2 separate regions of the Homo sapiens genome follow, and region 2 is linked to region 1. The links are chromatin loops, found by intact Hi-C in ENCODE. Cell type or tissue: endothelial cell of umbilical vein. All regions are shown on one strand. Region 1 holds the start of CCDC178 (coiled-coil domain containing 178). Region 2 overlaps ASXL3 (ASXL transcriptional regulator 3).

Evidence for each region. Hi-C counts contacts between places; a loop is a spot of excess contacts. Peaks named below come from ENCODE experiments on the same cell type or tissue, not always from the same donor. Only the 100,000 strongest peaks of a DNase experiment are listed, where the experiment ranks them.
Region 2: it touches region 1 in a loop (16-fold over the local background); 4 of 110 quality-filtered maps call a loop at or near these places.

The regions. Positions count from the first base shown.
Region 1 is chr18:33,436,826-33,444,825 of GRCh38, reverse strand. CCDC178 (coiled-coil domain containing 178) reads left to right here and starts at 4,105. Exons shown (of 23, transcript NM_001105528.4): 1 at 4,105-4,173; 2 at 4,745-4,864. In endothelial cell of umbilical vein, a CTCF peak has its summit at 4,631; a DNase peak (open chromatin) is centred at 4,655; H3K4me3 peaks cover 812 bases; H3K27me3 peaks cover 781 bases.
Region 2 is chr18:33,670,193-33,678,192 of GRCh38, reverse strand. It overlaps ASXL3 (ASXL transcriptional regulator 3), which reads right to left. Exons shown (of 12, transcript NM_030632.3): 6 at 7,403-7,520; 7 at 6,327-6,446. Among named protein-coding and RNA genes, the nearest start is that of ASXL3, 96 kb to the right of the region's middle. In endothelial cell of umbilical vein, no CTCF peak of the experiment used is centred here; no DNase peak of the experiment used is centred here.

The DNA of each region.
Region 1 (8,000 bases):
TGACAACAGGGATATCTGTAGGAACGTTTAACATTTAGGATCATTTAACATTAGCTTTAGGAAGCTGTAATGGTAATCTTTAGCACATAAATGGGGTTAAGATGGTCTCCACATTCTATACCATTTATGAAAAGGCAAAATGGTCTGATTTGAAATATTTAAAAAAATAGGCCATTATAGGGAAATACCAGTAATACTCATTTGGAACTTCTTACTTTCTCATTGTATATCAGTGTCAGTTACAAAATAAAAATGAATTGGTTACTGTAAGAAGTAATTCGACGTAAGCAAATTGAATTTTGGAGAATGGCTGCCAAAGACAATAATTTTTAATTTAGAAAAATTGATATCATGTCACTCTTTCAGATATAATTAGATACCAGATCCAATTACCTACTGTGGACCCTTATGCTCTATCTTAATAAAACATTACTATTAGTAAGAGATCTTAGCTCATTCTCCATGACAGGTGTGATATACATTTAGTTACCCTAAAAGTGGCTGAAAATAATTCTGATGTAAGTTTTAAAAGGAGCATAGAATAGTCATCGTTAAATCTAATTCATGAAATGGTCTAGCATTGTCAGGAAATATATTAAAACATAAGCATGCTTAGGTCCTAAGGACTAATTGGATAAAAGATGGTTAGGGAGAGAAAACCAAGAACACTTGGAAGACAAATGTATGGCTGAACGTTTCATATACTGAAAGCTTTCTTAGATTTAACTATACGTCTGTCCAATGTCTTTACTATTTTCTTTCTTCCTAAAGTACACTGTTCAGTGTAGGCTGGCAAATGGTAAAATTTGTTTTTTTTTCTTTGAAAATATTTTTAACTCTGCTCCTGAATGATAGTTTTGTAGGAAATGTATTATTTGATTATTGTCTTCTCTCTGCATGATTATTATATCACTTTATTCTGTCTTTTATTGTTGCTATAGAAAAATTGGATATTTATGTTTGTTCTGCTTTTGTGGAAAATCTGGTTTGCTATTTGCTAATAAGATCACCTTGACTATTGTACTGGAGGAAAAATGTCCTTTCCTTTATACATTTAGGTTCATAGCTGAGGCCCCTATAACGAAAAAACATATGAACAAGAGAAAAGCATACACACTGAAGTTTTACATGACCCTGGAGCCTTCACAAGGAAAGGAATATCCAAAAAAACAGTTAAACCTGAGTGATTTTTCTAGTAGGTTCGATGAAAAGTGAATAGTCGTGGGAAAATATTACACACAGAAAGGGTATGAGCTAATGGTAATAAACTGGGGGAAACTTAACAAGGCCTGTTTGGTTGGATTCTTCTCTGTGTCCCTGTGTCTTCAGCAATAAGGAATAAGGATGCTCCTTTCCTCCAGGTATATGAGGGCACCTCCCACATGCGGGTCTTATGACCTGAGCCTGGGGAAGGTAAGAAAATCCTTTCTAGGTTTTATGACCTTCCAGGGAGACAGATGGAGAGGAAGGTCAGAGTGACTTTCCTGCTTCTGCAATTTTCTAAAATTTCTTCAGCTTAAAAAAATTTAGGGTAGCATGTCCTAAACCCCATCACTACTAGGTTCTTGTTTATGATGATAAGTCTGGTATTGATTTTGCAGTGTCTGATTTCTGTTCTATTTGAGTTTCAGCCACAATCCTGCACTGGGTTTACTGAGATACTCCTACATTTTTTAATTTCAAAATACCCACTTTTGTTTATGTGAAGTAAGTTAATATGTGTATTAGCTTTCTTTGGCTGTGTAACAAATTACGGTAAGTCTAGCAGTTTAAAACAATGTCCATTTATTAGCCTCACGGTTCTCTAAGTAAGTAGCCCAAGTGAGCTTGCCTGGGTTGTCTGCTCAGGGTCTCACGAGGCTGAAATCAAGGTGATGGCAGGACATAATCCATAATCTCCTTTTTTTTTTTTTTTTTTAAGATAGGATCTTGCTCTGTGCTCAGGCTAGAGTGCAGTGGCACAATCTTGACTCACTGCAATGTCTGCCTCCCAAGCTCAAGCAATCCTCCCACCTCAGCCTCCTGAGTAGCTGGGACCACAGGTGCGTGCCACCATACCTGGCTAATTTTTTTGTATTTTTGGTAGGGACGGGGATTCACCATGTTGGCCAGGCTGGTCTTGAACTCCTGGCCTCAAGTTATTTGCCTGCCTTGGCCTCCCAAAGTGCTGGGATTACAGGCATGAGCCACCGTGCCCAACCAGGACATATTTTCATTTTGAGTTCAGTGTTCTCTTCCAAGCACATCCAGATTATTTGTAGAATTCAGTTTCTTGCAGTTGTAGGACTGAGGTCCCCATTGCCTTGCTCGCCGTCACCTGGGATCATTGTCGGCTGCTAGAGGCTGCCTGCCTTCCTTACCATAGGGTCTTGTCAATCTTCAAAGGTGACAATAGAGAATATCCCTTTGATAAATCCCTCTGATGCTTCAAACCTCCGACTCCAGGAAGAGGTCAGTCCCTTTTAAGGGTTTACCTAATAAAGGCCAACCCATCCTGGATAATCTCCCTTTTTCAAGTCAATTGTGTCAGGTAACAAACTAATCAGGAAAATGAAATCCACCAAATTTAAAGTCCTAAGGATTATGCAGGTGTGTATACCAAGGGGTAGGGTCATGGGCGTCCATTTTAGAATTCTGCCTGCCACAACAGGGGTTTAGCAATTATCAGTGAGTTCTAATTAAGAGAAACTTGTCAATAATGAGATTTCTAGTAGGTAAAGTTTTATTTTATGAGAAAAAAATCTAGCTATTGTTTTAATATGCACATTTACATATTGTGAACCCTCATGAATACATATTTACTGGCATGCAAATGATTCATTTGGTTTATAATTTAACATTGTATTGAGAACAAGCCAAAGTTTAATAATTAATGGAGGGAGATGGGAAAGTGGAGTGCATTCTTGAATCCATTTTTTAATTACAAAAAGAGCTCTGCTTCTGCATATATTAATTTAAGATTAAGACCTTCCACCAGTTTGTTAGTTATTGCTTCCTTTTTTTCATCTTTGGCTGAAAGGACCACATTCCAGGTACGGACTTGCTGGTTTTCCCCTCTTAGAAAGGATTACTAATTAAATTGCCTCTTAAAGTAATAGACTTTGCTGATTTAACCTTGGCAGGCAATTGCCTGTTCTCAGTGTTGCCTGGAAAAATGATTTCTCTGGATGAGAATGCTAATCTTTATTCTGATTCTGTTTTTTTTTTTTAACCATCTTCAGTTTATAGTCCAGTGTTTGTTTTCATTGAAGAAGACGGTGACAATAGTGTAAGACACGACTGTCCTCTGAAGCCTATTTCAGTTCACAGTGTATATTCACAGATGAAGAAACAAAATGTAGGTAATACATTTTGTGCCACTGATTTATGTATTTATTGATCTGTCGCCCAGGCTGGAGTGCAGTGGCACGATCCCAGTTCACTGCAGCCTCTAACCACTGGGCTCAAGCAATCCTCCTGCCTCGGCCTCCCAAAGTCCTGGGACAGGACACGCCTGGCACAGGGTTGTGCCACCACACCCGGCCTGCCACTTAGTATTTTGTCAGAAGGATCAATGCTTCAAAAATTTGTTTTTGAAAGAAACAGACCCTTAGAGAAATGGCTTGAATTAGTCTTGAATTAGTCATTTTCCCCACTTTCAGACACTAGGAAAAGTTCTTTCTTCCTTAACAGTTTGTTGAGGTTTCTCAATACTGAAGTCACAACCAAACCACATGGGGTTATCGCATGGAGTCCTGGTTGTATCATCCCAAGTGGCAAGAAAGAAAGAGGTCCTGCGGTCCTCCCGAAGGTGGACGAAGTCTGTGATCCCCTCACGTTCTAACCTCACTGCTGTACGAAGGGGCGTTGACTCGTCTCCACTCCTTCCCTCTCCGGTAAAGAGGGAAAGGAGTTGGGTTGGCAAATCGGTTACAAGAGAAAGGGAAAGGCACTGGGAGAAGGCGGAGCGGGGGCGGCCTGGAGCGCTGATCGGGCGCCGAAACGCCGGGAGTCGGGGGCTAAGGGCTCGAGCCAGGAGGCCCCGGAGCAGCAGCCGCCCGCTCCTCACGCCGCCGCCGCCGCCCCCGCGGTTGCCTGGACACGGGATAACCGACTTGGGGCCTCGACCGCAGCAGAGCCGGAGGGGTGGGCAGGCGCGGGTCCGGGAGACGCGCGGGGAAACGCGCGGAGCCGGTGAGTCGGGGGCGCTTGTGCCTCGGCGCGGGCGCTTGTGCCTCGGCGCGGGGCGCTGCCGGGCGGCGCCCACTCCCCCTGGCCGCCCGCCTGCGCGACTCCCGCGGGAGAACCAAATGCAATTCCCTGGCCACCCTGAGGGAGTTAGAGTCGACTAGTTCTTCACCCCTTCCAGAGGCGGTGGGGAGTCCTTGCCCCGCGCGTTTGAAAACAATTCCCCAAATCCCCAGTCCCATAATTCCCCAGTCCCCCAGTCGTTTTGTCCCCCTGTTCTCCGTCCTCCAGTTTCCCAGTCCTCCAACCCCTGTCCCCAGTCCCCCAGTCCCCCAGTCCCCCAGTCCCCCAGTCCCCCAGTCCCCCAGTCCCCACTGCCGGGGGAAGGGAAGCAGAGTCTCCCTCCGCTGGCCGCCTAGAGGAACTTCGTCTTGTCTGTAACTGCGTCTCTAGCGTCTTATTCCTTTAAAATAATTATTTCAACTTTTATTTTGCTTATAAGGCCGCCTTGTGGTGGCTCATGTATTATTCCTTTGAACTGTTATTGATTTCTTTTCTTGATATTTAATTTTTTAAGTGTCTGCTCAATCAAGTCAAATACTGAACAACTTCCTGGCGGAGAGGCTGAGAATTTTATACTTGCTTGCTCGAAAGCACCCCAAATAAGATGATCCACGCCAACACCTCCCCTTTACAGGTGAGAAAAGTGATATTCAGAGCTGATTTGTGATTTGACAAAAGTCAGATCCAGCAATCTTCAAACTCAGGAATATAAGAATCTCCCGATTGCCAATTCAAAGCATTTTCTATTATTGTTTTCTTGACATTCATCCACTGCTCAATAAATATTTGTGAATTGACTTGGTAGCTTATCACTCCTATTTATCATTGGATAATCTGTTGTGTATTGATTGCTCTGGGCATCTTGACCCAAATACAGCATTCTTGACATCTCCCTCCTACCCTCAAAATATTGTTTCTTGGTCCTGCTGTAGTAATAGGTTTTAGAACACCACTTACCAAGTTTAAGAACTCAGAGACATGACTAGTTGTAAGACAAATCCAAGAATCCAGAGGATTTTCAGCTATTTATGTTCAATTGTTATTTAGACATTCGTACAGAAACTAGTGTATTTCTATCTTGAATATATAATACTTCTTACTTTACTGTTGCAGTCATAAAGTTTTATTATAAACTATATCTGTCTAATTTCCAGAACTATCGAAAATATGAGTTTGATTGTTAGTCTACCCACTATCCCTGGATGGGTTGGGATTGCTGCCAGAGCTTTTATCCACAACCCAGACTTCTCTCTCCTGCTCCCACCTCAGATTCAACACAACCTTAGACTCAACTAATTTGTTACCACATCCTCAGAATTTTTCTTCCTGTTCTATATTCCATAGCAGTGAACGGGATAATTGCATATATTCTTCTTTCTTTTATCTTTATAATATGGACTTCATTCTCACACTGGCTTATTCCACCAGTCTAGAACCATGATTTCCAAGAGCACTGGACTCATAAATTCCCAAACTTGCACCTATAAAGAAAATCTAGAAACACTCGATGAATTCTTCTTGACCTCAGTTGGTTCAATTTGCCTGTCCCAAGAGCATTTATGTTGGGGATAGGGTTACTACGATTGACAGCAATGTCAGACTATGTGGATGGAGTGGGAAAACAATTACACACAAAACAGGAGCCCTCTAGGAAAGACAATTTCTGGGGGAAAATCCATATTTGTCTACTCAGTTTATCTAGGCTTATGGGACTGAAGATTAATGAGGTTAATGAGAATATTGGCTGCTAAAATGCTAGATGGCAGATTACAGACAACATGGAAAGGAAGATGATGTATGGTGAATGAGCAGGGAAAAGCAGAAAGATTAAGCAACTGGAATATTTAAAGTAGACGAAGAATTTGTATTGAGGTAATGATATAGGGAGAGAATTGGACTGATTATTTTATAAGCATCTGGGTTATATACCTGGTGGAAAATTAGTACATCTACAAGCAGATGGTTGCATGTGTGTGAGCTCTAATGGCCATGGTAACTTCATGTCTGTTTTCTGCACAATAACACAAATTGTGTGTGTGTGTGTGTGTGTGTTTGCCGTGTGTGTGTGTGTGTGTGTATGCCGTATATGGCATTTTAAAATCGATGTTGAACTTTTAACTTCATTTATAATGCTGCTGAAATAGAAGAAGACCACTCACATTAGAACAAGCCAAGGCTATTTATTCAGATCTTGCTAGAGGAAGGGAGTGAGCTACTATTACTTGCATTGGACAGAGACTCAAATGCAGACAGGGGAGTGGGGAAGCTATAAAGCTTCAGGTATGTTTTGACTGGAGGTTGTTGACATGGGGATGCTGAAGGAGGGCTAACTAGAAGCAGGATACTTTATGTGACTGGTCTGAGGATCTTATCTGGCTTTCTCTGCTTGGTCTCGAGTTGGAACCAGGGGCAATAATTAGGAAAGCTGGCAGTCATCAACAAAGTCCTGACTGTTCCATGCTGATCACTGTGGAAGTTATGGTTTGGCTTTCTGGACTGGTTGATGCAGATGTGTGGATTAGAGTTTTATTTTCATATGTGGTCTGGCCATAGTCCCTTTATATTTTCAGTCAATGTTCATAAAAATTCAGTTAGGTAAATTTAAACTTATCCTTATATTAGAAAACTGATATTTGCACACATTGTATTTATGGACATGTAATTTGTTAATGAACCCTAGTTCACTGAATTTAAATTATTACCATGTATTAAGTGGTTATTATATGCTGGTGACTGGACTAAATATTCTGTACACATTATCTTATTTTAACCCTCACAATAACACTGCGAAGTATTGTTATTTTTACCATTTTCCGCAGCAAAAGGCTGAAGCTCAAATACATTAACTACCCTTCCCAAGGTCAGATAGCCAGCCAGTAATGGGGCCCATGAGGAACTGAATTCTACATCTAACTGATTGAAAAGCTATGTTCTTTGGCATTTGATTAAACTACTTTAATCATGATATGTCTATTTTATATTAATTTATATCTATGAACATTACCTTCTGGCCTCCCTTTCTGGGTACTTACTGAATGTGTGTGTGAACAGAGGTAATTAGAAGACCTTTCATATGAACCGAAGGGATTCAACCTACCCTTAGATCCTGGAAAACCTTTGGATTTAACCACAAACCAATGAACTGGATGAGATACCTGGGCATGTTAAATAAAATAGCAAAGGTGGAGGGGCAACAATATGGTTGAACAGACAGTAAAAGAACACAACCAACAAGTTATAGTTTGCATGGAAATTAGTTATTTGAACATCCCTGTATTGATGGTAAGTTGTTTAATGGACAAACTAGACAATTATTTTTGTTTCTTTAAAAATTTTCTTTGTGTAAATGAGATTTTATTATTTAAATTTGTTTTCCTTGAGGTAAAAACTATCCTCATAAATTGTAACTGTTGAGTCTAAAAATTACACTTGCGACAAATTCTTTGAGAGGCTGAAAAAGCTAAGCATTTTTGCTAGAGAAATTATGTTAGTCAGAGGTAATTACACTTTAATCACCTTAAGTGTTCCATTGCTTAAGAAACTCCATTTGCTCGGTTTGTACTCCCAGAACAACTTTATAACGGGCAAAGGATATAGCATAACACAGAAGCAACACAAGAAAAATATGCATGAAAAAGGACCTAGAGGTCCCAGGCACAGGTTTCTTTGTTCTCCCACCTCTGGGTCACGCAGATGCTCTTAGCCTGTACCAGACTGTAACAACTACTGGTGTGCATGTGAAGCACTTCTGTAGCAGGAGACCCAAATCT
Region 2 (8,000 bases), 230 kb before region 1:
TACTCAAAAGTCTGAGGTGGGAGGATTGTTTGAGGCCAGGAGATCCAGACTAGCCTGGAAAACAGCAAGATCCTGTATCCAAAATAAATAAATAAATAAATAAATAAATAAATAATAAATACATAAATAATAAAATTAACATTGGCATAATGGCGCATGCCTGTAGTCCCAGTTACTTGGGAAGATGAGGCAGAAGGGTTTCCTGAGCTCACGAGTTTGAGGCTGCAGTGAGCTATGATGGTATCACTGCACTTCAGCTTACACAAAAGAGTGAGACTATGTCTCTAAAATGAAATTAAATTAAATGGCGCTCAGAGAAGAAAAATCGGCTTTCAAAGAATAAAGTCTAATGGGAAAAATATCTATCAGAAGGCAAAATCTAATCAATACACAACATGAATCCACGTAGTCTTCACAAATGAAGAAATTGTGTAAAAAGTCTACATGGAGCACTGAGTCCATTAAAATATAGTACCAGGGTTAATGAACTATAGGAATTATGGTTAAACAAACAGAACATGAATGTTATCAACTTCGATATTCAAAAAGTATTGTAACGAAAACATGCAGGTAGGAAGGTCTGTAGTGTAATTATGTCCCTATCTTTTTATAATACATTGTCCAAAGTTGAAATGAGTAGTTAAAAAGGTAATCACTCTTATTTCAGTTTCTTATATTTGTAATAACTCTGGAGAAAACTTTTAGATATAAATATATCTTGTGGCAATATTTAACAATTTTGTTTTTTAGTTTTACTTTTTTATTTAATCTAAAATTAATTAAATTTTGTACTTTTAATTAAAATGGTATAATACAGGTTTTCTAATATCTCTGGCTATAGATACACAGTAAGAAATGTCAAATAATGTTTATAATGCACTGGAGATAATTATTTTGTATGAAAAGATGTGGGGTTATTATTCAAACTTTATTTTTATATTTATGCTTTGATTTATTTAAAGAGTATGTGCCATTTTATAAAACCAACAAAGCTATAATTCTTCACTCCAAAAACATTAAACCAAATAAAATACATTGGAATGAATCCCAGAAGTTAAGCCCACCAAGGACATTTATTAAAACCCCCTCGGAGACATCCATTAGAAGCTTAGATTTGTTTAGCAAGCACTTTTTAAACTCTTACTATGTGACTGGGTAGGAAGAAGTATAATTAAAACTAGTTTAGGTCAATGACCTTGAATTCAAGGAACTTACATTTTAGTTAGAGAAAATTGTAAGATATCAAGATGTAGAAAACAAATGGTAAGAGTATATTACTAAAGAATTTTTAAAGCATTCACAAATCTATGTTCTAAGTGCCATGAAAACAGTGAGATGATAATGTATTAGGGTTGTCTCAGAAAACTTCATGGGGGAGGGTTTTAAGTGGTTTATCCTTTGCTAAGACAAGGAGAGAGGGTATTATTAAAACAACTGATTAGGCAAGAAAAACACATGCTTCAAACCGCATTTGCAGCAGGCACCTACACTTCATCCCAGCAGATAAAGTTTCTACTGCCTGGTTATTTGGTAGTCTAACATTTACTGTTAAAATAATTTTCAAGGTCTATAATAAAGGAGTCCTTGTAGACATTGTTAGCATTTGTTTTATGCATATCAGAACAGTGTTTTCTATTGTACTTGATTAAGAAATAGGAAAGGGACCACCAAAGTTTTGTTTTGTTTCATTATAACCTCATCAGAGAAATACATACCATTTTAGAAGCACTGTATTTTTCAACTGCACTCACCCCGTGACCAAGTCTATTCAATCAGTGGGCTACTCAGAGAAATATCATCATAGTTTTCATACATAACCCTGGCCATGGGCAAACAAACAGAACAAAAGAAAAACCCTACATCAACAGTCGTAGCTTCCCAAGCTGGGTGGTATATTTCTCAGGAGAACGTCGAGGTTACCATCAGAATTAGAATGACTGAATAATTTTTTTTTTTTTTTTTTTTTTTTTGAGACGGAGTCTCGCTCGTCACCCAGGCTGGAGTGCAGTGGTGCCATCTCAGATCACTGCAAGCTCCGCCTCCCGGGTTCACGCCATTCTCCTTCCTCACCCTCCCGAGTAGCTGGGACTACAGGTGCCTGCCACCATACCCAGCTAATTTTTTGTAGTTTTAGTAGAGACGGGGTTTCACTGTGTTAGCCAGGATGGTCTCGATCTCCTGACCTCGTGATCCGCCCGCCTTGGCCTCCCAAAGTGCTGGATTACAGGTGTGAGCCACTGCACCCAGCCAACCGAGGAATTTTTTTCTTTTATTTTCAACTTAACATTTAAAATTGAGATTGAGGAATTTTGAAGCTTCTTCTTCTTATTGTTGTTTTATTGTGCGCTTTAACCCTCTCTAGGGAAGCTGAGCATGAAAGGGTCTGAGGGGGTCCATGGTGCCTCCTGTACTGAAGAGTGTTGAGAGAACATACTGGGGTCCATTGTCTCTTAGGCTACACTCCTTAGATGCTAAGGCCCAAGTGAAACTCAGGCCTTGCACAGGGTGAATATCTTGCAATCTGATAAAGCAACTAATTGCTAGAAATCAAGAGGAAGCACTTAGGGGACAATCAGAAGAATTTTCTATCCTTTTAGGAAAATATCACAATGAGAAAAAAATTGTAGACTAACACCCTGAACTCTGGTTTTCACTGGATTTTGTTTCAGAGTTATTAACTTAAATTAGAACAGACTTACAGCATTTGTTTTAATTCAGCATGGTTTCAACAGGTTAGGACTTATACATACCTACCACTACCTAGAGAAGGCAAGGACAGTAAAAAACCTCATTTCCAAGACCATATGAATTAGATGTCTAACTCAGGTGGAAAAAATAGAAGAGGGAATACAGGCTGTCTCTATCTGGCTGGCTAAAGGATATGAGGTGGGATCACTCCTTTGCACTGATTCTGCTACATGCTGGTATGCAAAGAATGACCTTCTCCACAAACACAGGATCATTTTTATTCAAGAAGATAGGAGGAGCTTCACTATGGACACCCTAGGATGTGTCATTCATTCATCCAAACTTCTAGGCCATTCAGTTAATTAGAATCAGTCATTCATTCCAAACTCATTGAGAACCTACTAAACAGAAGGGCTATGATGGTTGTAGTAAGGACTACAGATGTAGACAGAAAGGCCACTGTTCCAAGGAGTTAACAACTTAATGGCAAAGAGCAGAATGTACGTAAATAACCCTTACAGAGTATTAAATATCAGTCTGATTCTAATAGGGCATTAAAAACATCATTGTCTAAAAAAGACATGGGTGGCTGGGTGCGGTGGCTCACGCCTGTAATCCCAGCACTTTGGGAAGCCGAGGCAGGTGGATCATGAGGTCAGGAGATCGAGACCATCCTGGCTAACATGGTGAAACCCCGTCTCTACTAAAAATACAAAAAATTAGCCGGGTGTGGTGGTGGGCGCCTGTAGTCCCAGCTACTCGGGGGGTTGAGGCAGCAGAATGGGGTGAACCCGAGAGGCAGAGCTTGCAGTGGGCCGAGATCGCACCACTGCACTCCAGTCTGGAGCGACAGAGCGAGACTCCGTCTCAAAAAAAAAAAAAGACATGGGTTACTTTCTGGAGATGGTTACATTTAAGGCCCATCCTTTCATTCCATGTTTTTTCATTTTCTACTGCTGGGCATATATTGGAAACTTTGAAAGTACTACTGACTTCATTTGCACAAAATAAGCCATTCCATTCAGCTGCTTGATAGGTTAGTCAGCCAGTCACAGTTCCTACCCAGTAAACACTTGCAGTTTATTTTTGACAGAATTGTACTTCAACTGGCTTATTTTAAATCTCACCTTCTTCCTCCTTGTGTTTGATACAGGATAGGGTGAGAAATCTTACAATTGCTAGCTCTCCTTCCATGTGTAGTTAGACCTGCACTTTAACACCTATGGTAGTCTCACCATGTCATTTCTTGTATTTCCCTCAGTGGCACCTACAGGTCTAAAATATAGGTTAGATGATTTGACATTCAGATTCTATCCAAAATGAATGGCTTAGACTTTGGAGTTAGATATGCCTTGGTTTGTATCACTTAGCTGTGTCATCTTCATGTAACCTCCTTAACCCTTCAGGATCTCAGCTCCTTCAGCTGTAAAACAGACGTCATTCTACTGTACAAAACTGAAGTAAAATTAAAAGACATAACTTATGTCAAAATACCTAGACCATTCCATTATATATGGCCAGTGAATGTGACTTCACTTCTCCATTCCTCCATTAAAGTAGTTTCATTATCTCCATTACTTTGTAGTCTAGAACAAAGCAGGTTTGAAAGATTGGGGGCGCTCTTTCATTATCTTTTAATTTGCTAACAAGTCAGCGGAAATACTTCAGCAACACGATATTTAACACATAAGGTATTTAGTGGCATGCAGGATTTCCTAAAAGCAGGCTTGTATATCAGTCTTTATATCTTTCAGTTGACTTTCAGTATTAAAACAAATTCTGATTCTCTAATTCATTGAGCATGGACTTCAAGGTACAAAAATCAGAATACAAGAAATCCTGGGCCAGGCATGGTGGCCCACTGCAATCCCAGCACTTTGGGAGGCAAAGGCAGGCGGATCACCTGAGGTCAGGAGTTTGAGACCAGCCTGGCCAACATGGTAAAACCCTGTCTCTACTAAAAATACAAAAATTAGCTGGGCATGGTGGCAGTGCCTCAGCTACTCAGGAGGCTGAGGCAGGAGAATCACTTGAACCTGGGGGCAGAGGTTGCAGTGAGCTGAGATGGCACCACTGTACTCCAGCCCAGGCAACAAGAGCGAAACCCTGTCTCAAAAAAAAAAAAAAAAAATACTGAAGATCTCAGCCCCTGAGAGGATACTGATAAGGGTATACCTTAGTAACTTTCGCTCCTGAAGTTACTAAGGAAATAAATGGGGATGCCCCTGTGCCTTAAATTTTTGTACACTCATTACATGGCACTAACTTTACAGAGGTTGGTAGCTGTTTTTAACTAAAGGCCGCAGATGTTTAAATTCCTTAGTGTATGATAATGTGGTACTGTTTTGGATTTTTAGTATATTCTTTATCTATCATTCTCCCACTATAGTTTTCTATTTCAGAAGTAACTTATATTAAAATACTTACAACACCCAGAGTATTAGGAAAGAATATGTCCATGTACAGGTAAGTATGGTTATACACAAACATACATTTTGGGATAGAGAATAACTAAAATTATTTGGCCTTAAAATAATGCAAAACAAAGAAGTATGCTATATTTAAAGACTTTAAATAAAAAAGAGATTCTGCTTTCCTAAAGGTCTCTTATTTAAATATAAATAAATCCTATTTAAAGTCTTTTTATTAGAAGTATGTCCCAAGATTTAGCAAAATGTCTGTCATATAGTAGCAACTGACAAAACTTTACTAAAAAAAAATCAGATAAAATCTTGAATTTTATAAACAAATACACTCTGCAAATAAGAATTATCTCAAGTTGCCAAGAAAGTAAGTGGCAGAACAGGTAATAAAGTTCACGTCAATAAATTTGCAGTTTCTGCCAAACATTTTACAAAATATTGTAACGATCCAGGTTATTATCATGATCCTATTCACAGCTAAAACAACTCAGAGAAATGAAGCCATCAGGATCTAGGTGCAGCAACAAGCCAGTGGCAGTTGAGAATTCTAATGTTCAAACCAGGATATGTTTATTTTTGTCTTTCTAATTCTCATGCTCTTTTCTCCCTGAATGCTGTTGGGGGTTCCTGATGAAAAGTTATCAGGAAAGAAGTATGTTGAAGAAAACCTGGTGCTGATTTGAAAGACCCGTGGCCTGTGTCTCCAACATTTCTCAGCAATTTTACATTTTTTCAGACAGGCACTACTAAATATTTTAAGAAGCATAGACAAAAAGCAAGGAAGAGCAATTTTACTGCAGCAGACCCCACTGACAATGTACTCTCCAGTTCAGTGAACCCTTTATAAAGACTGCATTTTTTTCTTCCAAGACAGCATATTCCAATAAAGTGAAACCTAGTTGCACAGACAAAACACCGCACATTAGATAGTATCATGACCCGGCAGATAATTATTTTACATGTATCATTTTAAGTCTCATTTTTACCCTCTGCTTCATCCAATATTATCATTCACAAATTTAGTAATAGGCTTAAGACCATTCAGTTGTAACTAGAATGTTTCCTTATTTAGCATTCTTTTTGGTTTTGATAAATGGAGGGAAATTTTAATTTCCTTGTTTAATCATTAAAAAATGTTCTGAAAATTTTAGATAATTTATTTGAGAAAACACAAATTTCTAAAATGTGAAATGGCATAGTCTATTAAACACTCACCTAAACCAGACTTTTTTAATCGTTTTAAGTGCTGACTTGTTTGTTTTCCAGTGGGAGATTTTTGCCCATGTTTCATTTCTTTATCTGAACTGTCTGCTTCACCATTTTTAGATTCAGATCCTAAAAAAGGAAATAGTTATTATGTCATTATCTTCTCTAGCTGTCCTTGAAAAGAAAAATCTAAAATTGTTTGAGGAACTGTAGATATAATCTCCTTTTCTAGAGTTAATACACTACCTTTGGCCACAATCTGATTCCCCTACTGGATATAAAAAGAGAAGCCCAATAAATCAATCAAACAGAACAAAAAGCAAGAACAGATGGCCTAATAGTGGAGTCAAAACTACGTTCATTGATCTGATAGCTTTTAAAAGAAATAGAGTCAGGTCTTTTGTAAAATACACGAATAAGCTTGAACAATACTATGCCATTCTGAGACAACACAAGACAGACACGGAAAGATGAAAAAGAAAGGAATCTTGAAGAGAGGGAGAGATTATACCTTTATAAATAGCTTTATGTTGAAGTATGAACAGAAAATACAAACGTTAATCCACAATAAATAGAATAGTACATAGCCGATAAAGTGACACAAGGTAAATTAGAAGACAAGGTCAGGGCTGCACTGGGGTGAGAAGAATGCTGCCAGAACACAAAAACTAATAAAAGGATTTCTGACTTTGCAGCACAGGACTGAAAAACAAATTCACACTCACAGAGAACTGCTTTTGATGGTATTATACATCAGCATGTGGTCCACCCTTAAAGTTCAACATTCAAACAAAAGCCAAAGCAACAACAACAACAAAATTCGCCTACACATTTTCTTACACCTACTGTCATTAGCAAATGAAGACATTTGCTGATGATGAGGCAAGCAAGCTGGTACCTTTTTCTTTTCTGAACTGGAAATAGTCTATATTTTTGAATCACTGAGTCAAAGGTATAAAGAAATTAAACCAAACCTCAAGTGGAAGTATTATTCAGTTTCAGAAAAAAAATCATGACATCTCTTTCAGTGAGGAAGTCTCCTCCAGGAAGAAACTGGCCAAGCATATGATATTTCAGCTCTTTACCTGAAGGCGAATCCGACTGCTCATCAGACACCTTTAATGGTGTCAAAACAACACGAGGAACAGTCTTGTTTACCATCATTGAGACTCCATTTCTTCTTTTCTGCTGCTGCCTCAAAGCCTACAAAACATAATAAAAAGATATAACATAAAAATATAGCCAAAATAATTTCTCATAATTGAATTAAGTGACTCATTTGTCCATCATTACATAGAACCTCTTAAGAGACTTAAATTCCACAGAGCCCCTAATTTCTCAGGATTCTTAATAGTTACCTTCATGTCATTTTCCCTCAAAAGCATAAAATCAGGCTTTGGCAAAGGGTATAAGCCCGAGACCATTTTCGGTATAATTCTAACAACAAAGCAGCACTTAATGGTTTCTTCTACCTTAGCACTGTGGCTTGAGAGTCCATGGAATTTGAAACTATGACTCCCAAGTCAAATGAATGTAAAATAAATGTTTCGAAACCAGGATAAAAATATATGTGTCTGCACTTCTCTCGCAGGTGCGTCCTCTCCAGCGTACCGCTCAGTCAATCAAGTTAACACTGAGTGTCATCAGTATGTACAGCATGTAAGGACTACAGTATTGATGCAC